2 separate regions of the Homo sapiens genome follow, and region 1 is linked to region 2. Evidence: chromatin loops called from intact Hi-C (ENCODE). Cell type or tissue: B cell. All regions are shown on one strand. Each heading gives the region's core, and the rest is flanking DNA. Links, peaks and the distances in the headings are about the cores only. Region 1 has its middle 15 kb from the start of PCAT19. Region 2 has its middle 7.7 kb from the start of CEACAM21.

Evidence for each region. Hi-C counts contacts between places; a loop is a spot of excess contacts. Peaks named below come from ENCODE experiments on the same cell type or tissue, not always from the same donor. Only the 100,000 strongest peaks of a DNase experiment are listed, where the experiment ranks them.
Region 1: a loop joins it to region 2, with 6 times the contacts of the local background. A loop is called at or near these places in 14 of 110 quality-filtered maps.

Annotation. Positions count from the first base shown.
Region 1 is chr19:41,509,155-41,521,989 of GRCh38, forward strand. It overlaps the pseudogene PLEKHA3P1. Among named protein-coding and RNA genes, the nearest start is that of PCAT19, 15 kb to the left of the region's middle. In B cell, for the core only: a CTCF peak has its summit at 7,897; DNase peaks (open chromatin) are centred at 7,497 and 7,777; H3K4me3 peaks cover 699 bases; H3K27ac peaks cover 679 bases.
Region 2 is chr19:41,562,055-41,574,889 of GRCh38, forward strand. It overlaps a transcript of CEACAM21 not described here and the pseudogene LOC110467527. Among named protein-coding and RNA genes, the nearest start is that of CEACAM21, 7.7 kb to the right of the region's middle. RefSeq lists an enhancer at 1,365-1,659 and a silencer at 7,778-8,072. In B cell, for the core only: CTCF peaks have their summits at 8,755 (motif pointing left) and 8,954; a DNase peak (open chromatin) is centred at 8,747.

The DNA of each region.
Region 1 (12,835 bases), core at 6,722-9,221, 54 kb before region 2:
AGTAATATCACCCTCCTCATCCCCCTGGATATTCCAAACCATATCACAGGGGGGTGGGCACCACCCGCGATGTGGGGAGTAATATCACCCTCTCTTCTATTACAAACAATATTACAGGGGTATGTACACTTCCCGCGATATGGGGAGTAATATTACCCTCACCCACCCTGGATATTATGAACCATATCACAGGAGAGTGTACATCCCCCAAGATGTGGAGAGTGATAGCAGCCTCCTTCCCCAGGATATTATGAACCATAACACACCCCCGGCAATATGAGGAGTAATATCACCCTCTCCCGACCTGGATATTACGAACCATGTCACAGGAGGGTGTACATGCCCCGAGATATGGGGAGTAACATTACCCTCTCCTCCCCTGGATATTACAAACCATGTTACAACCCCCGTGATATGGTGAGTAATATCACCCACTATATCCCCTAGATATTACAAACCATATCACAGGAAGGTGTACGCCCCCCACAATATGGGGAGTAATATCAATCTCTCCCCTTCTGGATATTACGAACCATATCACAGGGAAGGGTATACCTCCCATGATATGGGAAGTAATATCACCCTCTCCAACTTGGATATTATGAACCATATCATAAAGGGGTGTCTGCACCCAGCAATATGGAAAGTAATATCACCTTTTCCTCCCCTAGATATTACAAACCATATCACAGGGGGGGTGTATGCCCTCTGCAATACGGGGATTAATATCACCCTCTTCTTTTCTGGTTATTATGAACCATATCACAGGGGTTGTATGTCCCCCCGCAATATGGGGAATAATATCACCCTCTCCCCCCTGGATATTAGGAACCATATCACAGGGAAGTGTACTCCCTTCATGATATGGAAACGACTCCTCCTCTGCCCCCTGGATATTACTAATTATACCACAGAAGAGTGCACGCCCCCTGATTATCACACCTCCCAAGATATGTGGAGTAATATCATCGTCCTCTACCCTTCTGGATATTATGAACCATATCACAGGGGGTTGTACACCCTTCGCGATATGAGGAGCAATATCACCCTCCTCTCTCCCCTGGATATTATGAACTATATCACAGGGGAGTTTACAACACCCGCGATATGGGGAGTAAATATCACTCTCCTCTCCCCCGCCTGGATATTATGAACCACGTCACAGGGCGTGTGTACACTTCACTTCAACTTTTTCCCTTAAGTTGTACACATCAACTTCTTCCTTTGAGATACTATGAACCAGATCACGGGGGTGTATGCTCCCCGCGATATGGGGAGTAATATCACCCTCGCCCCCCAAAGATATTACAAACCATATCACAGGGGGCTGTACGTCTCCACAATATGGGGAGTAATATTACCCTCTCCCCCCTGGATATTATAAGCCAAACCATAGGGGGTTGTAGGCCACCCGCGATATAGGGCATAGTATCTTCCTCCACTCTCCGGAATATTATGAGCTATATCACAGGGGGGTGTATGCCCTTCGCGATATGGGGAGTAATATCACCTTCTCCCCTCGGGATATAAAGAACCACATCACAAAAAAGTGGACGCCTTCCACGATATGGGGAGTGATATCACCCTCATCTGCCCCCCTGGATATTACCAACCACATCACAAAGGGGTGTACACCCCCCCGATATTGGGAGTAATGTCACCCTCCTTTTTCACTCTGGATATTCTGAACCATATCACAGGGAGTTGTACACCGCCTGCGATATGAGGAGTAATATAGTAATAGCATCTTCTCCACCCCTGGATATTAGGAACAAAATCACAAGGAAAGTGTACATTCCCTGCGATATTGAAAGTAAAATCATCCTTCCCCCATATTGCATATTAGAAACAATATCACAGCTCGGGTGTATACCCCCTGCGATATTGGGAGCAATATCATCCTCTGCCTCCTGGATATTAGAAAAAATATCACAAGGGGGTGTATACGACTCCTGAGATATTGGGAGTAACATCATTCTCTCCCACCCTGAATATTAGGAACAATATCACAGGGGGGTGTACACCCTCTCCAATATTGAGAGTAATATTATCCTGCCACCCCACCCCCCAGATATTAGGAACAAAATTACAGGGAAAATGTACGCCCTGTGATATTGGAAATAATACTATTTTTTATTTCTCTGGATATTAGGAACAATATCACGGGGGGTGTACACCCTCTGCGATATTGGGAATAATATTATCCTCTGCCCCCCTGGATATTGGAACAATATCAAAGGGGGGTGTACACCCCTGTCAATATTAAGGGTAATATCATACTCTCCCTTTCCTGATATTAGGAAAAATATCACAAAGGAGGTGTTCACCCCTGCAATATTGGGAGTAACATGATTTTCTCCTCTACTGGATATGAGAAACAATATCACAGGGGTAGTGTACACGCTCAGTATTGAAAGTAATATCATCTTCTCACTCCCTGGATATTAGCAACAATATAACAGGGAAGGTGAACACTTCTTGCGATATTGTGAGTAATATTATCTTCTACTCCGCCGGATGTAGGTGTACATCCCCTGCGATATTGGGAGTAATATGATTCTCTCCCCCTCTGGGTATTAGGAACAATATCACGGAGTGGGGGGAGACACCACCCGCGATATTGGGAGTAATATTATCCTGTCATTCTCCTGGATATTAGGAACAATATCATAAGGGAGTGTACACCTCCTGTGATATTGATAGTAATATCACCCTCATTTTCCCTAGATATTAGAAACAATATCACAGGTTGGGGTGTACACCCCCTGTGATCCTGAGTGTAATATCCTCTCCCTCCCTGGATATTGGAAGCAATATCACAGAAAGGGTGTACAGTCTTTGCGATATTGGGAGTAATATCATCCTCTCCCTCATGGATATTAAGAACAATATCAAAGAAGGCCTGTACACACCCTGTGACATTGGGAGTAATATCATCTTCTCTTCCTCTGGATATTAGAAACAATATCACACGGAGGGTGTATAGCCCTGGGATATTTGGAGTAATATTATCCTCTCCCACCCTGGATATTAAAAACAATATCACAGTGGGGGTGTAATCCCCCTGCGATATTGGGAGTAATATCATCCTCTCCCCCCAGATATTAGAAACTATATAAAAAGAAGGGTGTACACCCCATGCGATATTGGAAGGAATATTATTTTCTCCAACCTTGAATATTAAAAACAATATCACAGGGGGCTCTACACCCCCTGCTGCAATACAGTGAGTAATATTACCCTCCTTCGTCCTGAACATTAGGAAGAATATCACAAGGGGAGTTTACATCTCCTGTGATGTTGGGAGTAATACCATCCTCTCCTCCACTGCATATTAGAAACAATATCTCAGGGAAGGTGTACACCCCTGCGATATTGGGAGTAATATAATCATTTACCCCTCTGGATATTAGGAACAATATCACAGGACAGGTATACATTTCTTGTAATATTAGGAGTAATATCATCCTCTTTCCTTCTGGATATTAGGAAAAATATCACAGGGGGAGTGTATGTCCCCTTCGATTTTAGGAGTAATATTATCTTCTCCACCCCTGGATATTAGAAGAAACAATATCACATAGGGTTGTACAGCCCCTGCGATATTAGGAGTAATATCATCTCCTTTCCCCCTGGATATTAGGAACAATATCAAAGGGAGGTTGTACACCTTCTACAATATTTAAAGTAATATCATCTCCTCCGCTGGATACTAGGAACAATATCACAGGAGGTGTGCACACCCCCTGCGATATTGAGAGTAATATAATTTTCTCCCATCCTTGATATTAGAAACAATATCACGGGGAGATGTACACCCATTGTGATATGTGATATTAGGAGTAATATCATTTTCTCCCTTCCTGGATATTAGGAAAAATATCATAGTGGGAGTGTAAGTTCCCTGCGATTTTAAGAGTAATAGCATCCCCTCCCCCCCTGGATATTAGGAAGAATATCACAGAAGCGATGTACACCCCCTGTGATATTGGGATTAATATCATCCTCTCTCTTCCTGGATATTAGGATCAATATCACAGGGAAGTGTACACACCCTGCGATATTTGGAGTTATATTATTCTTTTCCTTTTTGAATATGAGAAACAATATCACAGGGCCGTTGGACACCCCCTACAATATTGCGAGTAATACCATCCTCTCACCGCTGGATATTAGAAACAACATCACAAGGGGCTGTACACCTTCTGTGATATTGACAGTAATATCATCCTCTTCTTTCTTAGATATAACAAACAATATCACAGGAGGAGTGTACACCCACTGTTGATATTGGGAGTAATATTATCACAGGGCGTGCGTGCAACCCCTGCAATATTGGGAGCAATGTCATCCTCTCTTACTCTGGATATTAGGAACAATATCACGGGGGGTGTATACAGCCTGCAATATTGGGAGTAACATCATTCTTTGCCTCCCTGGATATTAAGAATGATATCATGGGGGGCCTGTACACCCCCTGCGATATTGGGAGTAATATCAGCCTTTCACCCTTTGGATATAAAAAACAATATCACGGGGATGGTGTACACCCTCTGCTGTATTTGGAGTAGTAGCATTCTTTTCTCCATGAATATTAGGAACAATATCTCAGGAGGAGTGTACGTCCCCTGTGATTTTGGGAGTAATATTATCCTCTCCCCCTGGATATTAGCAACAATATCACAGGGGTGGTGTACACCCCCTGCGATACTGGGAGTAATATCATTCTCTCCTTTCCTGGATGTTAGGAATAATATCACAAAGAGGATGTACACCTTCTGTGATATTGGGGGTAATATCCTTACCCACATAAATATTAGGAAATATATCACAGGGGGGTGTACATATCCTGCGATATTGGAAGTAGTTCATTCTTTCCCGCCTGGATATTATGAACAGTATCCCAGGGGTGTGTACACTCTGTGATATTGGGGGTAATGTCATCTTCTACCCCCCTGGATATTATAAACAATATCACAGGGGATGTACACACAGGATGTTTACGTTATTTTGAGTAATATCATCCTCTCCACCCCTGGATATTACAAACAATATCACAGGGAGGTGCACATCCCCTGAAATATTGGCAATTATATCATCCTTTTCTCCCCTGGATATTACGAACAATATCACAGGGGGGTGTACACCCCCTGTGATACTCGGAGTGATATCATCCTCTCCTTTTCTAGATATTTCAAAGAATATCACAGGGACCGTACACCACCTGCAATATTGGGAGTAATATCATCCTCTCCTTTTCTGGATATGATGAACAATAAATATCACTAGTGGGTGGACACCCCCGGTGATATTGGGAGTAATGTTATCCTGTCTTCCCCTGGATATTATGAACAATATGGCAAAGGGGTGTACACTCCCTGGGATATTGGGAGTAATAGCATCCTCTTTCATTCCGGATATTGGGAACAATATCACAGGAGAGTGTACACCCCCTTCGATATTGGAAGTAATATTATCATATTTTTTTCCTGTATTTTAAGAACAATATCATCTTCTCCATTCTGAATATTACCAACAATATTACAGGGGGATGAACGTCCCCTGAGATATTAAGACTAATATAATTTTCTCTCCCCCTAGATATTACGAACAATATCACAGGGGGTTGTACTCCCCCTGCTATATTGGAAATAATAGCATTCTCTTTTCTTCTTGGTATTACAAACAAGATCACAGGGGGGTGTACACTCCCCACGATTTTGGGAGCTATATCATCCTTTCCCCCTCTGGATATTCGGAACAATATCACAGGGAGTGTGCACCCCCTGCGATATTGGGAGTAACATTATCCTCTCCCCAGAGCGCCTCTGCCCGGCCTCTGAACCGTCTGGGAAGTGAGGAGCGCCTCTGCCCGGCAGCCCCACCATCTGGGAAATGAGGAGAGTCTCTGCCCGGAGTCCAAGTGTCTGGGAAGTGAGGAGCGCCTCTGCCCAGCCGCCCCACTGTCAGGGAAGTGAGGAGTGCCTCAGCTCGGCGGCCACACCATCTGGGAAGTGAGGAGCACCTCTGCATGGCCACACCACCGTCTGGGAAGTGAGGATCGCCTCTAGCCTGCCGCCCCACCATGTGGGAAGTGAGGAGCGCCTCTGCTGGGCCGCCCTACCCTCTGAGAAGTGAGGATCGCCTCTGCCCGGCTGCCCCACCATCTGGGAAGTGTGGAGCGCCTCTGGCTTGCCGCTGCTCCGTTTGGGAAGTGAGGAGTGCCTCTGCCAGGCCTGCAAACCGTCTGGGCAGTGAGGAGCACCTCTGCCCGGCAGCCCCCTGTTCTGGGAAGTGAGGAGCACCTCTGCCCGGCTCCTGCAACATCTCGGAAGTGAGGAGCACCTCTGCCCGGCTGCCTCACCGTCTGGGGAGTGAGGAGCGCCTCTGCCCGGCCACTGTGCAACCCTCCAATTGTGAAGTGGCAGCCTTCTGTTTGATCTTTCTGCCCTTCTCAAGTTTGCATTTTTGACATTAAAGTTTACTTTTAAAATAAAAAAATTATCTTCTCCCCTTCTGGATATTACAAACAATATCACAAGAAGGTTACACCCCTTGAGCTATTGTAAGGAATAGCATCCTCTCCCTACCTTGATATTACAAACAATATCATATGGGGCTACACACCCCCTGTGATATTGGAAGTAATATCATCCTCTCCCCTTCTGGATTTTATGGACAATATCACAAAAGGGTGTGCACCTTCTACGATATTGTGAGTAATATCATCCTCTACCCCCCTGGATATTATGAACCATATCATATGGGGGTGTACACTTCCCACCATATGGGGAGTAATAGCAACCTCTCCCCTTCCGGATATTACGAACCATACTACAGGGCGGTGTACACCCTCCACGATATGGGGAGTAATAGCATTCTCTCCCGTCGTGGATATTACAAACTATACCACAAAGAGGTGTACACTCCCTGTGATATGGGGATAATTACACCTTCTCTCCCTCCTTGATTTTACGATCCGTACTACAAGGGGGTGTACACTCCCCGCAATATGGGGAGTAATAGCACCTACTCCCCCGCTGGATATTAGGAACCAAAGGGGGGTGTACACCCCTCTCTATAAGGGGAGTCACAGTGTAGCAGGAGGAGCCGCGGACAAAATCCCACAGACACCGAGGTAGTGAAGGAAGTGGCTTTTAATCAGCTGGAAGCATCAGCAGACTAGAGTATCAAAATCCAAGCTTGTTGAGTGCACAATTTCTGTCCTTTTTAAGGGCTCACAACACTAAGGTTTTTACATGAAAGGGCCATGATTGATTGAGCAATCTAGTGGGTATGTGACAAGGGCTGCATGCACCAGTACTCAGAGTGAAACAGAACAGAACAAGAAATTTCACAATGTCCTTCCATACAATGTCTGGAATCTATGGATAACATCAGTTGCTAGGTCATGGGTTGAATTTTAACTTTCAGGCTAAGGTCAGGAAGGCCCAGGCCTGGTTTCGGGTCTGGTTTTGGATCTGGTGCCTGGCGCCGGGCTGCCTGCCTTTGGTTTCGCTTCCTTGTTTCTTCTTAAAACAGGTACTGAGTATAAAATAATACAGAACAATATGGGGGGGGTCTTTTGCTCTCTTCTCTCAATAGCACCCCTTACCTGGGATATTACAAAACATACCATAGAGGGGTGTACGCCTCCTGCAAAATGGGGAATAATAGCACCCTCTCTTACCCTGGATATTTCGAACCATACCACAGGGAGGTGCACTCCCCCCGCGATATGGGGAGTAATAGCACCCTCAATCCCCTGGATATTGTGAACCGTACCACAGGGGAGTGTACATTTCCAGCGATATGAGGGGTAATAACACCCTCTTCGTTCCCGGAGATTACAAAACATACCACACGGGGGTGTACACACCCCGCGATATGGGAAGTAATAGCATCCTCTTTCCCCCTGGATATTAGGAACCGTACCGCAGCAGGGTGTACATGCCTCGCGATATGGGGAATAATAGCACCCTTTCCCTCCCTGGATATTATGAACCATACCACAGGGGGGTGTACACCCCTTGCAATATGGAAAGTAATAGCACCCTCTTTCCTTCTGGATATTAGGAAACATACCAAAGAGGGGTGTACACCCCCTGCGATATTGAAAGTAATATTATCTTGCTCCCTTCTGGATACTAGGAACAATATCACAGGGGAGTGTACATGCCCTGTGATGTTTTGAGTAATATCATCCTCTCCCCTTTGAATGTTAGGATCAATATCACAGGGAGGTGTACACGTTCTGCGATATTGGGAGTAATATCATCCTCTACTTTTCTGGATATTAGGAACAGTATCACAGAAGATGTGAACACTCCCTGCTATATATCCAGTAATATCAACCTCTCCCCTCCTGGATATCAAGAATAATATAACCGGGGGGTGTACCCCACCTCTGATATTGGAAGTAATATCATCCTCTCTCCCTCTATATATTATGAACAATATCTCAGAGAGGGTGTATGCCCCCTGCGATATTGGGCGTAATATCATACTCTCTTCCCCTGGATATTAAAAACAATATCACAGGGGGAATAGGCACCACCTGAGATATTGGGAGTAATATCATCCTCTCCCTTAAAGGATATTAGGAACAATACATAGGGGTGGTGTACACCTCCTGTGATATTATAAGTTATATCATCCTCTCTTCCCCCAAAATATTAGGAACAATATTACAGGGGCGTTGTACACCTTCTGGGATATGGAGAGCAATGTCATCCTCTTTTCCATTGGATATTAGGAACAATATAAAAGGGGGGTGGACACACCCTGCGATATTGGCAGTAATATCATCTTTTCCCTCCTGGATATTAAGAAAAATATAACAAGAGAGGTGTACACTTCCTGCGACATTGAGAGTGATATCGTCCTCCCCCGCATGGATATTAGGAACAATATCACAGGTTGGTGCACACCCCCTGCGATATTGGGACTAATATCATCCTCTCCCCGCCCGAATATTTGGAACAATATCACAGGGGGGTGTACACCCCCCTGCAATATTGAGAGTAATATTCTCTCTTCCTGTGGATATTAGGAACGATATCACAGGAGAGGTGTACACACCCTGAGATATTGGGAGTAATATTTTCATCTTTCCTTTTGAATATTAGGAACAATAGCAGGGTGGGGTACACACCCTGTGATATTGGCAGTAATGTCATCCTTCTTCCCCCTGGGTATTAGAAACAATATAACAGGGGAAGTGTACACCCTCTCCGATATTGGGAGTAATATCATCCTCTTCCCTGCTGGATATTAGGAACAACATGACACGGTGGGTGTACACTTCCTGGAAAATGGGATTAATATCATCCTCTTTCTTCCTGGATATTAGGAACACTACCAAAGGGGAAGTGTAACCCCCTGCAATATTGGTAGTAATATCATCCTCTTTTTCCCTGATTATTATGAAGAATATCACAGCGGGGGTGTACAATTTCTGCGATATTGAGAATAATAGCATCCTCTCCTCCCTCCCCAAATACTAGAAACAATATCCCAGGATAAGTGTACACCCTCTGCGATATTGGGCATAATATCACACTCTTTTCCCCTGGATATTAGAAACAATATCATAGGTGGGGTGTACACCCCCTGGGAGTAATATCATCCTCACCACTTCTGGATATTAGGAACAATATCACAGGAGGTGTGTACACCCCTTGCTGCAATGGGAGTAATATCATGTACCTTCCCCCTGGATATTGAAAACTATACCACAGGAAAGGTGTACAAACCCTGTGATATTGAAAGTAATATTATCTTCTTTCCCCCTGAGTATTAGGAACAATACCACATGGGGTGTGTACACCCCCTGCCATATTGGGAGTAATATTATTTTCCCCTCGCCTGGATATAAGGAACAATATCACAGGAGGGGTGTACACCCCCAGCGATATTGAAAGCAATATCATCTCCTCCCCTCTTGATATTAAAAACAATATCACCGGAGGAGTTCACACCCCTGTGATATGGAGACTAATATCATTTTCTCCCCACCGAAGTATTAAGAACAATATCATGGGGGGGTGTGTACACCTTTTGTGATATTGGGAGTAATATCATCCTTTTCCAACCTGTATATTAAAAACCATATCACAGGGGGTGTGTACACCCCCTGTAATATTCACAATAATATCATCGTTTTCTTCCCTGGCTATTAGGAACAATATCACAATGGTGGTGTACACCCCCTGTGATATTGGGAGTAACATCATCCTCTTCCCTTTTGGATACTGTGAACAATCCCACAGGGGAGAGGTACACCCCCTGCGATATTGGGAGTAATATCCTCTCCCGTCATGGATATTAGGAACAATATCACAGGAGCGGTGTACACCCCCTGCGATATTGGGAGTAATATCATTTTCTCCCAACCTAACTAGCACAATATCACAGGGGGTGTTCGCCCCCTGCCATATTGAGAGTAATGTCATCCTCTCCCCTCCTGGATATGAAAAACAATATCACAGTGGGGCCGTGCACCCCCTGCGATATTGGGAGTAATATCATCCTCTCTACCCCCTGGATATGAGGAACAATATTACAAAGGGGTGTACACCCCCTGGAATATTCACAGCAATATCATTGTTTCCCTTCCTGGATATTAGGAACAGTATCACAAGGGGGGTGTAGACCTCCAGCGATATTGGGAGTAATATCATGCTCTCTCCTTCTTTATATTAGAAACAATATCACGGGGAGGGGTGTACACCACCTGCGATATCATCCTCTTTACCCCTGGATATTAGGAACAATATCACTTGTGGGGTGTACTTCTCCTGTGATATCGGGCATAATAATATCCTCTCCCCCCTGAATATTAAGAACAATATAACAGGGGGACAGCACAACCCCTGTGATATTGAAAGTAATATCATCCTCTGCTTCCCTGAATATTAGGAACATTATCACGGGGGGGGGGGGTGTACACTCCCTGCTATATTGGGAGTAATATAATCCTCTCCCTCCCTGAATATTAGGAACAATATCACAAGGGGGGTGTACAACCCCTTCTATATGAGAAGTAATATCATCCTCTTCCTTCCTTTATATATATTTTTTTCCATTGAAAGTTGTTTATTTCTCTGATGTAAGTGAGCTAAGTCACTACAGCATTAAAATCTCTTTTCTAGAACAACGTAAAGAACAATGTATACACATCTTAAATTTGGTAGGTCACAAAAGTTAGAATGCAATCATCTTTTGAGGCAACAAGAAAATAAATAAATAAAAATTAAACACTTTAACCCAAAATTTGGTATTGACAAATCAGTAGTGTCAACTTCACATATGAAGGACAATACAGTCTGGTTATTTAAAGATGCTCAATATGTCATGGTATTTGGGCTAAAGATACTTAGAATATTGCGTTTCCTTTTTGATTAAAGGAATACAATGCAATCACCATCAAGCTGCTATCATAACTCATTTTTAGCTGTGGTAAAGTGACCATTTGGTCCATGGCACAAGTTACATATATCACACTTCTGTCAAACTGAAACCTTGTAAGATTTCATGTTTATAAGCTACAATACACCCTGACCAAGCTGTCAGTCCCCTCACGGTTTTTTAGAAAAATATCTACATTTGTCCTTATGGATGTCAAAATGTTACACCATCATTTGTTAAAAAAAAAAAAAAAAGATGCACATTCATACTGTGAAGTTATTAGGAAAATACTCTTGCAAACAAACTATATAAAGATAAAACACGCTTCAAAAGTATGTGGTTTGTTTTCTTGTTTGTCTGTTTTACAATATTCTATAAAGTGCAGAGTCCTAAGGGAAAAAACTACTCCCTATAACAATAGTTCAATTACAGCAGCTTTTGCATAGCAATACTTAGAGAAAGTTGGACACTACAGTTTCTTCAGGAAGAGAAGGATGGAAGAGTATCTTCTGATTCAGATTGTTTTTTGGCCATAAGTCTGCTTTCTTCAGGAATGGTTGCTGATGCCAAATCTCCGTTAAGTGTATTTTATGAACAGTGAACAGGTCTATCTGGGTCTTCAAGAGGAATATCACTACAAGAATCTGTATCTGAGTAGGTTCTTCGGCGTCGCTGGGAGAGTCGGTGAAGTGCAGATACTGGTTCTTTTATACAGTGGCTACTCCTCCCTGGTGCAAGAACCAGGGTGGCTGACAGAACGCTTCCTCATTTGAACAGGAGAAGGTGACACAGGAGAAACTAAGGGATCCGGATGGTGCCGTTGAAACATCTCAGGTTTAAACCTGGCATTGGCTATCTTCACACATTCCTCAAGCGTTGTGATGAACGTGTTACACGTGGCACTAAGCAGAGAAGAGGCTTCATTGATGTTCTCTGCACTAGGAGATGAATGATTCTCATCGTGGTGAACAAATTCCTGTATCGTATGAACTTGCTGCATTAAGAGGTCACAGTAGAGGCGAAGTTCAGACATTTTGGTTTTCAGCGATTCACTGGTTTCACTTCTTTCTTTTTCGTTTTTAGTCCTTGTATCAGTCAAACATGCTTTGGAGCTCCCCAGAGCGACCAGCCACCTCTGTCTTTCAGCTGCGTTCACTGCCTTCATGTAGAAATGCTGCTCTCCAGGAATGATTAATTCCATTCTTGTGTTGTCTGCTGAATGAACAGAATTTATGTATCCAATCAAGGGTGGTCCCCTCCAAAGCTGTCACCTTTAATTTCACAAACTGCCATCTTTATGCTTCCTTTGCTCCCTTTGCAAACATCATCTTGTGAATCATAATAGGATAAGATTCCATTATCTAAAACAAACCAACGAGGCTGCCAACCTGTGAGATAGTTGGTCCACTTGTACAAAACCCCCTCC
Region 2 (12,835 bases), core at 7,595-10,094:
GACAAACATGGTGAAACCCCATCTGTACTAAAAATACAAAAATTAGCTGGGTGTGGTGACAGGCACCTGTAATCCCAGCTACTTGGGAAGCTGAGGCAGGAGAATCACTTGAACCCAGGAGACGGAGGTTGCAGTGAGCCGAGATCGGCCAGTGCACTTCAGCCTAGGTGACAGAGCAAGACTCCATCTCAAAAAAACAAAACAAAACAAAGAAAGAAAGAAAGAAAAAACACTATAAAGAAAGTTTTTTTTAAGAAAAAAAAAAGAAGAAGAAGACACAAACTGGGAAAGAGATGTGCAGCACATACAGTTGACAAAGAATCTGTGTCCAGAATATGTAAATAACACAAAGCACGAAGGAAAAGACACACGACACAATAGAAAAGCTGAAGATGTCACATCCTAAAATTGTGTCTGCATACAACAGGAAATATGTATAAAGAGGTATGTCCACCATGGCAGCATGTATACAGCAAAAATACAAAACCAAAAAACACCCCAAGTGGTCACCAAAAACATGAGAGAAATAAAATGTGGCATATTAATGCAACAGGAGAATACCTAATAATAAAAATGCAAAAACTACAGCCAGCCACGCACATCTACAGGAGTGAAATTTGAGAACATAATTTTGACCGAAAAAAAAAGCAAGTATTTGAAAATTCAGTATTTCTTTTTTCTTTTTTTTTTTGGAGACAGAGTCTGGCGCTGTCGCCCAGGCTGGAGTGCAGTGGCGCGATCTCGGCGCAGTGCAAGCTCCACCTCCCGGGTTCACGCCGTTCTCCTGCCTCAGCCTCCCAAGTAGCTGGGACTACAGGCGCCCGCCACCACGCCCGGCTAATTTTTTGTATTTTTAGTAGAGATGGGGTTTCACTGTGTTAGCCAGGATGGTCTCGATCTCCTGACCTCGTGATCCGCCTGCCTCCGCCTCCCGAAGTGCTGGGATTACAGGTGTCAGCCACTGCGCCCAGCCTCAGTATTTCATTTTCAAGAAGTTTAAAAGCACATAACGAAATATATGGTTTTTCAGGATGCAGAGTGTGGTTGAAAATAATAACAGTAAGAGTATTCTAATATTTTGCATATTGGCTACTGAGAGTGGGGTGGGGAATGGAATTGGGTTGGGATACACAGCAGAGTTGGGGATACTGGTTCTGTTCTTTCTTAAGGTGGGTGAAGATAGTCTTGTTGTTTTCACTGTTGCTCTCCAAGGGGCAGGACACTGATTGCAGCAGCCCAGCCAGGTCCTATGCGAGGCCACCGCTGTCCTGGCCACCCCGGGACAGGGGCCTTGGCTACTCTCCCACACCTGTCTGGGCTGTTCCTCGGCGCTTCTGAAATCCCATCCCAGCCAGGGAAGGAACCCTGGTGGGGTGGAGTGGAGGCGAGGCACTCTGTAACCCCATCGGGGTGTGGAGCAGCTCTAGGTCCCAAAAGGCCACTAGGCATGCGCAAGGTCGCACATGCAGAAGAGAGACCCCTGCTCAGAGGCCAGAGCCGGCATGAGGCGGTCAGAGAGGATCCCCTAGTGGTGGAGGTGGAAAATTGCAAGGACGGAAAATTCCGCGTGAAAGGCGGACTTTGAACAGATCCCATCCAGGGAGCTGCTCTGCTGCAGAGAAAACTCGGACCCAGAAGCAGCTCCTCTAGGAACGGATTAGCTTCAGGGTTGTCACCAACCTGCCTTGAGTGAAGGGCAAGGGGGTGGTCCCTTTTCCACTGGACGCCATTTCCCTGGACAAGGGGCTCTCAGCACAGGACCTAGGCAGTGGCTGGGGGCTGGCACAGTGGTGGACTCTCTATCCCAGGCCAGCCGAGGCTCCATGGAGCTGCCCTAAGGCTCAGCCTGGGCGGATTCTGACTTAGAGGCTTCAGTCATCATCCCGCAGATGGCAGCTTCACCCATTGGCCCCTCAGCCAAGCACAGGCACCAAGTATCTGAATCTGCAGGGCCTCTGGTACTGGGCAGGATCGCCATGGCAACAACACATCATCACCAGGGTAAACCTAGCCTGTCTCACCTGGTCTAAACCAGCTCAGGTTCTCTGAGTGGGTGAGCAATCGTAGAAATTCTGCCTTACAATGAAAAAAAGAACCCACAGACAGGGATGAAAAATCGAGGGCATTGTGAACGCTTGCTGGCCACAAGCCAGCTAGCCCTGTGGTAACATTTCTGACACCTCCTGCTTAAAACCCAAAAGGTCAGAAAGATCCTAAGGCCCCGCTTTCACCTTCTGAATTCCTGCCGCAAATAAAGACCAAGGAGTGAGTTATTTATTATTTATTTATTTATTTATTTATTTATTTATTTATTATTTTGCCCTCCTGCTCCTCGGGAGGCTTCTGTCCTGAGCTCGCCTTAGCTAATCCTGCGTTACCGTTCGGCAGGTGTGCGCCTCAATCTCCCCACCTTACCGCCAGGGAACTTAGCCTGACGACACTCCGCCCCATCGGGTCAGGGAAAAACGGTAGGAGTAGTGGAATTTCACATTTCGCCCTCTGCCTGCATGGCCAGTCAACTCCGCCCCTCGCGGAAACAGGGGGTGGGCGCGGGACCAACTACTGATCCCCTCCCCTGTCTCTTCACAGCGCTGCAGTCAGGCTCAGCCGATGCTTCTTTCCTGCAGGTTCCGCCGAGCCCGTCCCTTGGCGGTGGTGTCACTGGATGCTGGGAAGAGATGGTGGGAAGAGCCTCCATCCATTGGCGCGTCACTAATTAGACAAGGAGGCCTTGGGCTCCCTTGAGAGAGTCACGGTTTCTCCTCCGTTGACCCGCCCTTCATTGAACTCCTTTACTTGGATATTCAGAGCGCTGGACAGAGATCACTTGGCGCTAACACCCTCGGAGGTCCTCACGGCGCTCCGTCGGAATGACACAGTCGGATTCCCAAGCTGCGAAGGGTGAGGGAGGGACTGCAGCGCAGGAACTGAGGAGGAGAGGCCCGCGCGCCCACTGGAGCCGAGCGGTGAGGAATAACCGGACCGACCCCCGACGGTGCGTGGTGAGTCTCCCCAACCTGCACCATTCGCGCCCCGAGGCGCCCCAAGCGCGGCTGGGAGGCCAGCTGTGGCTGGGACGATTCACTAGAAGGGCCGGCCTGCGTCGAGTTTCCAGGGTGGCCGCCAGTGACCCCGGCGGGGCCCATCCCCCTTGCCCTCAGAGCCCGCCCCGCCCCGCTCCCCTGTGGCACCGCCACCGCTACTCCAGGAGGCACAGTGGGGAGGAGAAGGGGGTGGGGAGCCTAAGGAGAGGAGTGAAGGTGTCCTGGCCTGCCTTGGGGAAGGGGCGGGGGCGGGTGCCTCTGGGACACCCAGCCCGGGGGATCAGCCCTGAGAGCCAGTCCTTACCCTGAAGTTACAGATCTGGCTTCCAGATTTCTGTAACCTACCTTGTTCCAACACAGGCCTGAGGCTGTTCCTGTTAGAGACCTGTTGCGGATACGGGTAGGGCCCTGCGGGAGATTTACATCTCCAGTCTTCCCCCCCGCCCCCCGCCCCCCTTGTTTTTCACAGACAGGCTAGAGCAGCGGCGCTATCATAGCTCACTGCAGCCTCGAACTGGTGAACTGGAGGGATCTTCCCAACCATCTTTTGTCTTTTTTAAGAAGAAAAATACAAAAGCTTTTATATAGGCTTACACACAGCTACAGAGCAAATCTTTATCGTATATCCAAGATTATCAACCACTTGACTGTACAACCAGGAATCATAACACATTTGAGAACAACCAGTGGCAAAATAGGAAAATGGGCCAATGAAGAAGATAGGTGACTAATAAATAAAAATCTGATATCAAGTGTAGGCAAGTTGTAGGGAAAATGGGTGATGAACGAATAGAACAAATGCCTGGGGTAAACATCATTCGAAAGCCCAGAAAGAAGCTTTTAGACATCTTTATTGCTTTTTGGGGGGGCGGGGGGGGTGGGGTTCTGGAGGATTGATGGCTGAACTCTCATGAAAAGGGTGCAGTCAGAGAACAAGAAAGAGTTCCCAGGAATTAAAATTGTAAACAGAAAAGCAAATTCAGGGTAATTGCTGAAAGACCCACCAAAGGATCTCCAAGATACAATTGAGAAAATCAACCCTAACATAAAGGCAAAAGACAAAGGTGGGTTATTTGAGCGAGAAGTGGTTTGAGGATTTGCAAATATTTGTTTAGTATTGAATATGTGCCAAGCACACATTACAGAATACGTTACTTATGGGAAGTAACTTAGCCTTGAAGTAGCTCTGTGAGGATGCATGTGTTTCCTTTACCTATAATTCTATAGGAAAGGCAATTTTTAAAAATAAATCAAGGTTGGATTTCATCAATTTTACAGAATACGCATAACTTTATAAAATTTTCAAAATTCTCTAAAAACCTATTGAGATAATTAAACAAGCGTTTTTCTCCTTTAGTCTGTTAATGTGGAGAAGTATTTTCTGATGTTGAAACATACTTGCATTCCTGATATAAGCCATACGTATGATAACATATTTTGCTTGTTTGCTATTATTAATTCTGAATTTGGTTCACTAAGATTTTGTTTGATTTTGCATGTATATTTGTAAGTGAGATTGGTCTATAATTTTCTTGTGTGGTTTTGGTATCATGCTATAACAGCTTCTGAAAATGTGTTAGAAAGTGTTTTCTTGTTAAAGTTTTAAACCTTCTGAGAATTGGTTGAGGAGGAGCTTGAAAATTTGTTAAAATTCACCATAAAAATATCAGGACCTGAAATTTTGTTATTGTTGTCAGTAAATAAAAATTATCAACTGTCTTTTTAATTGCTTTACTGATTATTGCTCTATTCATAATATCCATTTTTTCATGAGTCAGTTTTGGTAATTTACATTTATCGAGATAGTTGTCCGTTTCATCTAAGTTTTAAAATATATTGGTACAGCTATTGTGGTATTCTCTGAATAATTTTAAAATCTCTCTTGTGTCTTCCTGATTTGTCCTATTTAAATTTTTTTGATTAATCAATTTATATTTTCATATTGTTTTCTCTCTCTCTCTCTCTCATAATGTTATGGTTTAGATAGGAATGGTCCAGGGTGGAATGACACAAGTAAAGAAACAATAATGTGGTTTTGTGTACTATAAGGAAACATATAAAAGAAGGCATGGGAATACAAAGGAATCAATTAATTGCACATTAAGTATTTGTTAAGGTCCAATAATTTGAAAAATATTAAGAAAAGTGATACTGTCCTTGCTGGACATAGGACATTAAACAGACCCTGTTAAACAATGTTGAGAACAAATTAAGGCTATTTAAGGTAGTTCGATAGCAGTCAATTATAAAATGTGCATATCTTGTGATTGAGCAAATGCACTTCTAGATATTACTATATAGAAATGTAGAAGTGTGCCAAGCTAAACAACCATAGATGTTCATTGCAGCCCTGTTTGAATGGTCATAGAAAATCCGGGATGAGAGTCCAAAGACTCAGCAAACAACAATTTAGCAATTTTGCTACTGCATAAAAGGGTGCCCCCTTTTCAAGCCCACAACAGAGATGTTGCTACTAATCCTGAATTCAACCCAGTTTGTTGCACATTTTAGGATTTCATCCTGATGACTAATTTTAGGGTCACCTATATTTGGTTACCACCTCTATTTGGTTGCAAATAAAACCGAGCACAAGTTGACTGGCAGAAAAAGAGACTGTGCTAGCTCATATCATTGTAAAGTCAGCCAGAAATTTGGCTTATGGCAAAGTTTGGTCTAAGACTCAAACAATCTCGCTAGATCTCCTGACAGTAGGGAAGATGGTGGGTCCCAGTTTTTTTTGTTTTGTTAATCAATAGTGAGGATTGGGAATGTGGAGAAGAAAGGAGGAAGATGCAGTAAAAAAAAAAAAAAAAATGCTTTGGACTTTCCAGACCCTGCATCATTTTGTTTTGGGATTGGCTTCCTTCTTCCTTTTTAGTGCTTCATGATTCACCCTTCATCCTACAGACATAGGTGTTGATGATGGATCATTGAGGGATGTGCTTGACATTTTGGGAACAAGTGGCCTTTGAGGATGGGACTGTGGATGTGGCCTCTGTATCCCAGTCAGATAAAACTATACAGAAACATAATTTTCTTATATATTTTGGATATTATCTTCTTATCAGATGTATATATTTACAAATATATATGTATATATTTACAAATATATTCTCCTCCCATTTGTAGGTTGTCTCTTTGCTCTGCTGGCCTTTTTTTTCTTTGCTGTATAAAAGCTTTTTAGTTTGATGAAATCCCGTTTGTTTATATTTGGTTTTGTTGCTTATGCTGTTGAGATTTTATCCAAAAACTCTTTGCCTAGACCAATGTCATGGATTTTCCCCCTATATTTTCTTCTAGTAGTTTCATAGTTTCAGTTCTTACATTTAAGTCTTTATTTAATACATTTTGAGTTAATTTTTTGTGCATGGTGAGGGATAGGGTCTAGGTTCATTCTTCTGCATATGAATATCCAATTCCCCAGCACCACTTATTGAAGAGGCTGTCCTTTCCCCATTGTGTGCATGTGGCTCCTTGGCTGAAAATCAGTTAGCTAGAGATGCATGGGTTTATTTCTGGGATTTTTATTCTGTTTCATTGATCTATGTGCTTGTTTTTATGCCAGGACCATGCTGATTTGGTTACTATAGCTTTGCAGTATGCTTTGATTGTCAGGAAGTGTAATGCCACTAGCTTTGTTCTATTTGTTTAAGATTGCTTTGGCAACTCAGGGTGTTTTGTGCAGGTTTTAGGAATTTTTGTGGTTTCTAATTTTAGGATCTTCTACTTCTTCGAAGAATATCATTGGTGTTTTGACAGAAATTGCATTGAATCTGTAGACCACTTTGGGTGGTAAGGACATTTTAGCAATATCAGTTCTTCCAATTCATGAACATGGAATATCTTCTATTTGTGCGTGTGTCTTTTTCAATTTATTTCATCAATGTTTTACAGTTTTCATTATAAAGGTCTTTTACTTCCTTGGTTAAATTTACTTCTTTTGTTTCAGCTATCATAAAAGATAGCTTAAAAATTTTAGCAGTAGATAGCTAAGAATAAATTGTATTCTTTTTCAGATAATTCATTATTGGCTATTACTGGTATTACTGGTGGACTATTGCATAGCATGGTTGATTAGAGTTAACAATAATGTATTCCATATTTCTTTTTTTTTTTTTACTTTTATTTTTTGAGACAGGGTCTCGCTCTGTTACCTACACTGAAGTATACAGTGGCACAATCTCAACTCACTGCCAACTCAGCCTCCCCAGCTCAAGCAATCCTCCCACCTCAGCCTCCTGAGTGACTGGGACTACAGGTGTATGCCACCATGCACAGCTAATTTTTGTCTTTTTGTAGAGACAACAACTCGCTATATTGTCCAGCCAGCATAGTCTTGAACCCCTGGGCTCAAGCAGTCCACCCATAATGGATGAGAAAGTGTTGGGATTACAGCTGAGATGGGATTGCGGGGGGCGGGTTGGGGAAGGTGAGGTTCAGAGAGGGCAGGGCCTGCAGGGAGAGGGGCTGCAGGGAGCTAGATACTGCCCCCCAAGGAGGAGGGAGCACTGTTCCCATCAGAGTGCACATCTCCTTGCAGCAGCTGCACAAATAGAGAGCCCTGGCCAGGCTGATGGAGCCTCCCATGCCTGCTTTGCCCCAGGGTGTGGATTCTGAAATCTGTGCCCCTAACGGGTGGGACTGAGGTCCACAGTGACATCCCAGGGGAATCTATGATTCCAAACTCCAGCCACCCCGCCTACAAAATAGGAAAACGCTATGCTTTTCCTATTAAATCCCAAATTCCATCAGTGCAAGCTCTCACCCTCTAAATCAGAAAGTTCAGTCATTCCTGGCGTCCTCCCACACCCCCAGCCTGACTTGCAGACACACAGGGTGGCTGACACCTGTCCCTGCTCCTCCCCCTGGCCCAGCTGCTGTGCATCCTGGAGGTGATGAATGATCAGGACAAGGGAGCCTAGAGCGGGCCCCACAGCTGTCAGGAAGCCAGGACTCAGCCTCCAGGCGGCAGTCACCCTGGTGCCACAGCGACAGCGCTGATGGCCATTCTGAAGACTGGGGGTGTCAGGAGAGCTGGGCGTCCCACAGAACTGCACAGAATAATGGGGAACGAGGGTGACACAGGACTCAGGATTTCAGATGGGTAGGTAGGCTCAGCTGGGAGCTCAGGGACAGACCTGAGGAGCCTCAGTGGGAAGTGCTGAAGTGGAAAGTTCTGGAATGTTTCAGGAAAAAGGCTGGAGGCTTAGAGGAAAGGCTGTCGCTCCTAATATGGCTGGCAACCCTGGATGGGCTGTGTTCCTCCCACCTGCCCATCCTCTCACTGCTGCCACCTCTAGGGACACAACCTCTCTTCATGTCCACCTTCCCAAACTCACCTGCACTCCTCCATTATCTGACTTTATGTGAAAGCAGTGCTAAGATCCCTCTCCTGCAATGCAAGAAGGAGATGAGAGGCCCGGGTCCCCACAGACAACTCAGCAGTGGGGTCCTGCTGAAGTGGGACCGGGCAGAATCATGCACTCCCAACATCCTGGATCCTGACTGGGGGTAACAGTGAAGTTCAAAGACCATGCCATCAAAATCTCCAGAGTGAGGCTCCTCCCTGGGGTCCCTGAGGTCTGTCCAGGAGCTGCTCCCTGAGCAAATCTAGAGCGTGGAGGGCTGGGGTTGTGGCAGTAAAAGCAGCCACATTTGTCTCAGGGTGGAAAGGGAGACGGTGAGCTCCAGTAAGGGCAAGGGCGCCATCTAGTGGGCGCCTCCTGCTAAGGAGCAAGGAGACCAGGAGAGCGGAGATCAGGGCTGGCCTTGGACTAAGGGGTGAGTTCAGGTGGAGGGGACTGAGGTGTAAGGAGGCGGGTGAAGTGGGGAAGTGGTGGGGAGACATGGGAGGAGCAGGTGAGGGGAAGCTTCAGGGAAGCTGCGGGAGGGCACAGCAGGGCTCTCCACTCCTCAGCATTGACATTTGGGTGGTCAAACTGGTGGGGCTCTGTGAACTGCAGGGTGTTCAGCACCATCCACCCACTCAATGCCAGCAGGACTCCCTCCCCCAGCTCTGACAACCAACAATGTTTCCAGACTTTGCCAAATGTCCCCTAGAGGGCAAAATTTCCCCTGGCAGAGTCACTGATCCACACTAATCTCTAATAACAATTCACCAGTAAAATCCTTCACTTGGGAGAAGAATCGCATGTGTGGGAAGAGTAGAAACTTATATCTTCAATATCTGTCAAAATGGCTTTCATTTATTCCATAATTTGATGTACCAGGAGAAGGCATGTTTAGAGATGATGCCATTTGGCTGCCTGTACCTCACAGCAGGAATGACATGGGCTTTCCAAGGATCTATACAACAAAAACCAGAATGACACACACTGAGTTACACTACAAAGTGGGACATGGGGGATCCTGTAGACATTGAAAGAAGAAAATGCATGACCCCAAGGCACCAGATAGTCCACTCTGATGCTCTCACCATCCTAGAAAACATCTCAGCCATGAATGCAGTCACATATGTCATTAGGAAGGAATGTCTTATTAAGGGGAAAATTGTAGCAAAGGAATTTCTGTTTATGTTCAAATTTGTAGACTTTTGTATTATTCTTTAAATAAGAATCTACTCTCCCCCAAAATGAATGCAATCAGTGTCTGGACAGTGTTGGGGTCTTACTCCTGGCCCCTGGGAGCTGGGAGCTGACAGTGCCCTGCTGCCCCAGCCCTGGGCCTTCTCTGAACCTCAAGAACACTGGATGGCCCCCATTTAGGGAGTAGAGAGGAGAGGTCTTTTAAACATCCTCACCAGTCACCTCTCCACCTTTCAGACCCTGGGCAGAATCTGTTGCCCACTCTTGGATTTGATCTTTAAGTTACTGACTTTAAAGCATTTTGACACTTTTTTTTTTTTTTGGTAGTCAGAAGCTTTCCACCTCCTTGGGAAAAGTGATTCTCTACTCTATGTACAGGAATAACCAGTAGAAATAGAGAAAAAATGCATTAATATTCAGAAAGAAGATGATCTCTATGTGAACAAATGAAAGCTTAAAATCATCAGAGTCAACATAAAATCAACATTGCCAGTGCTAAAACTACAAAAGTGACATTAACGGTGAACTAGAAGAATAAAACAAGCATTACAGTTGCTGGTAAACCTAAATCACTTATTTTTTTAAAAGACCATTCTGGTATATTGCAATGATGACAGGAGTGCCCTTCAGTCAATATGATGCCTGTAATTTTTGTGACCTGGCAAGATATACTGTCCCTTCTCCTTTTAAATCTCAAATGCAAAATGAGAGGCAACTCCTGGGTCACCCCCTCCCAGAGCAAACTGCCTGCAAGCAGCCCCTGGAAGAGCAGAGGCCCTAGTTTCCCTGATCCTCAAGGCAGGAGCGATGGGAAGCTCCCTGTAAGCCGGGGGAGAGCTTTGTTCCCAGAATGTTCCTCCTCTTCCCAGAGGCACCAACCCCGATGCCCTGACACTTACCTTCTGCTCTCTCGCCCAATGTTCACTCAAATATTGAGTGCTTGGTGAGTCTGCAGAGCTCAGGAACTTCTGGGAGCCAAATCACCACCAGCTCCTCCAGAAAAGATACCTGTGCACACCCAAAACCACCCCACTGAGCCCTGCCTGGGGTCTGTACCACATCCAGCATGTGCACTGTGAGCATAGAATCCGGCCCTGAATTCATGACCACCCACCAACATGCCCCCAACTGAAACCAGCAAATTCCCACACATGGCAAGCACTGAGGCTTGGAGGTGCTTTCTCACGAGGTGGTTCTGCTTCCACCATGGGGTGGTTGTCACTGACACTGGAAGTTGCTCAGCACCTGATAGTGGTGCAGGACTCAGGGACCCTCAACATCAATCTGGTGAAGGCAGATGGGGCCCCTCCAGATCTTCTCCCACCTGCAGGTGCCCAGCTCAGTAAGACCCCAACCCTGGGAGGAGGATCCAGACCCCTGTGCCAGGTAGACCAAGCTTGAGGCCTCAGGCAATGAGAGAGAAGGAGATGGAGGTCTGACCAGGAGCTGCTCTTCCTTGAGAGCCCGGGTCCCTTCCTTGTGCAAAGGCTTGGCTTATGAACAGAATCCTCAATCTGTAGTGACAGTGCCTAAGAGGATGACATGGACTCCGGCCTGATGTGCAGCCGTCCCTGTCTAACCCCTCCCTGCTGCAGGACAGCACCAGCCCAGGAGAGGAATCCTCAGTTGGGGAGCCAGTAAGAACATGGAATACTCGGGGCCTCTTACCTTCCTCCAGTCCACAGCAGCAGCCACCGTTTGTGCCTAGGACACCCACCTGCTGGCCCTTCTGACCCTTACAGTCAGGCCTTCCAGATGCCACTCCTGACTCAAGGCCCAGCTACTTTCACCCTGCTGAGCCCTGCTCCTCCCAACCAGGGTCACTGCCTTGCTAAGCACCTCCTCCAGCTCCAGCTGACTGGTCACCCAACACCCAAACCCCAGAGGACAAACAAGAAAATAAACAGATATGAAGTCTGAAGGAGATGCAGGCTATGAAGACAAATAAAAGAGTAAGCATGAATATAACTCCACCAACAAAATTGTTTCCCAAAACAAAATCTTCTGTGCCCATGATCATGGAACTAATTGTCCCTCACTATGTAGGCAAGCACTTCCAGGGTCTCTCAATTATTTCATGGGTGTCAATATACACTGTAACATAGCAACTCAGAAAAGAAAGTGGGAATAATTTATCTACTTAGATTAAGGTCCTAAAAAGGTCTCCAGACTGCCAAAAAAGGAGAGCTGAACCACTCCTGCTTTGAGAACCATTGAACTACATCTTTTTTAAAAGTCACCCCAGAATGGCCAAAACAATCTGGAAAAAAAAATTGGAGGACTCACTTCCTAATTTGAAAACTTACTAAAACACTACAATCATTAAAACAGTGTGCTTCTGGCACAAGAATGCACATAGAGATCAATGGAATAGAATCAAGAGTCCAGAAATAAACCCTCACCATTACAGCCCATTGGTTTTTGACATGGGTGCCAAGATTCCTCAATGGGGAAAGAATGGTAGCCTCTTCATATTGTGCTGGAACAACTGGATAACCACATGCGAGATAGTGTAGTTAGACCCCTACCTCACAGCCCATACAAAAGTTAACTCAAAATGTTTCAAAAACCTAAATGGAATAGCAAAACTTATCAAACCATTAGAAGAACATATAGGAGTAAAACTTAATGATCTTGGATTGGGCAATGGTTTCTTCAATATGACATCAAGAGCATAAGTAACAAAATTAAAAATAGATAAGTGAACTTCATCAAAGTTAAAAATGTTTGTGCTTCAAAGAACACCATGAAGAAAGTGAGAAGACACAGAATATGAGAAAAATTTTGCAAATCATGTACCCCATAAGGGACTTGTATCTAAAATATATAAAGAACTATTACAACTGAATAATAAAAAGATAACCCATTTTTTTTAAACAGCAAATGATTTGAATAAATAGTTCTCTAAAAAATATTAAAATTGTCAGCAAATACATGAAAAAATGCTCAACTTCATCAGCCACCAGGGAAATGAAAATCAAAACTGCAATGAGCTATCACTTCACACCTACTAGAATGGCTATAAGTTTTAAAAAATATTAAATAGTAAGTGTTTACAAGAATGTAGAGAAAATGGAACCCTCGTATATTGCTGATGGGAATATAAAATAGCACAGCAAACTGGAAAACAGTTTGGCTGTTTCTCAAAAACTTAAACATAGAACTACCACATGACCCCATATTTATACTCCTATATGTACCCCCAAAGAAATGAACACAGAAACCCAAACAGATACTTCCAAGTGT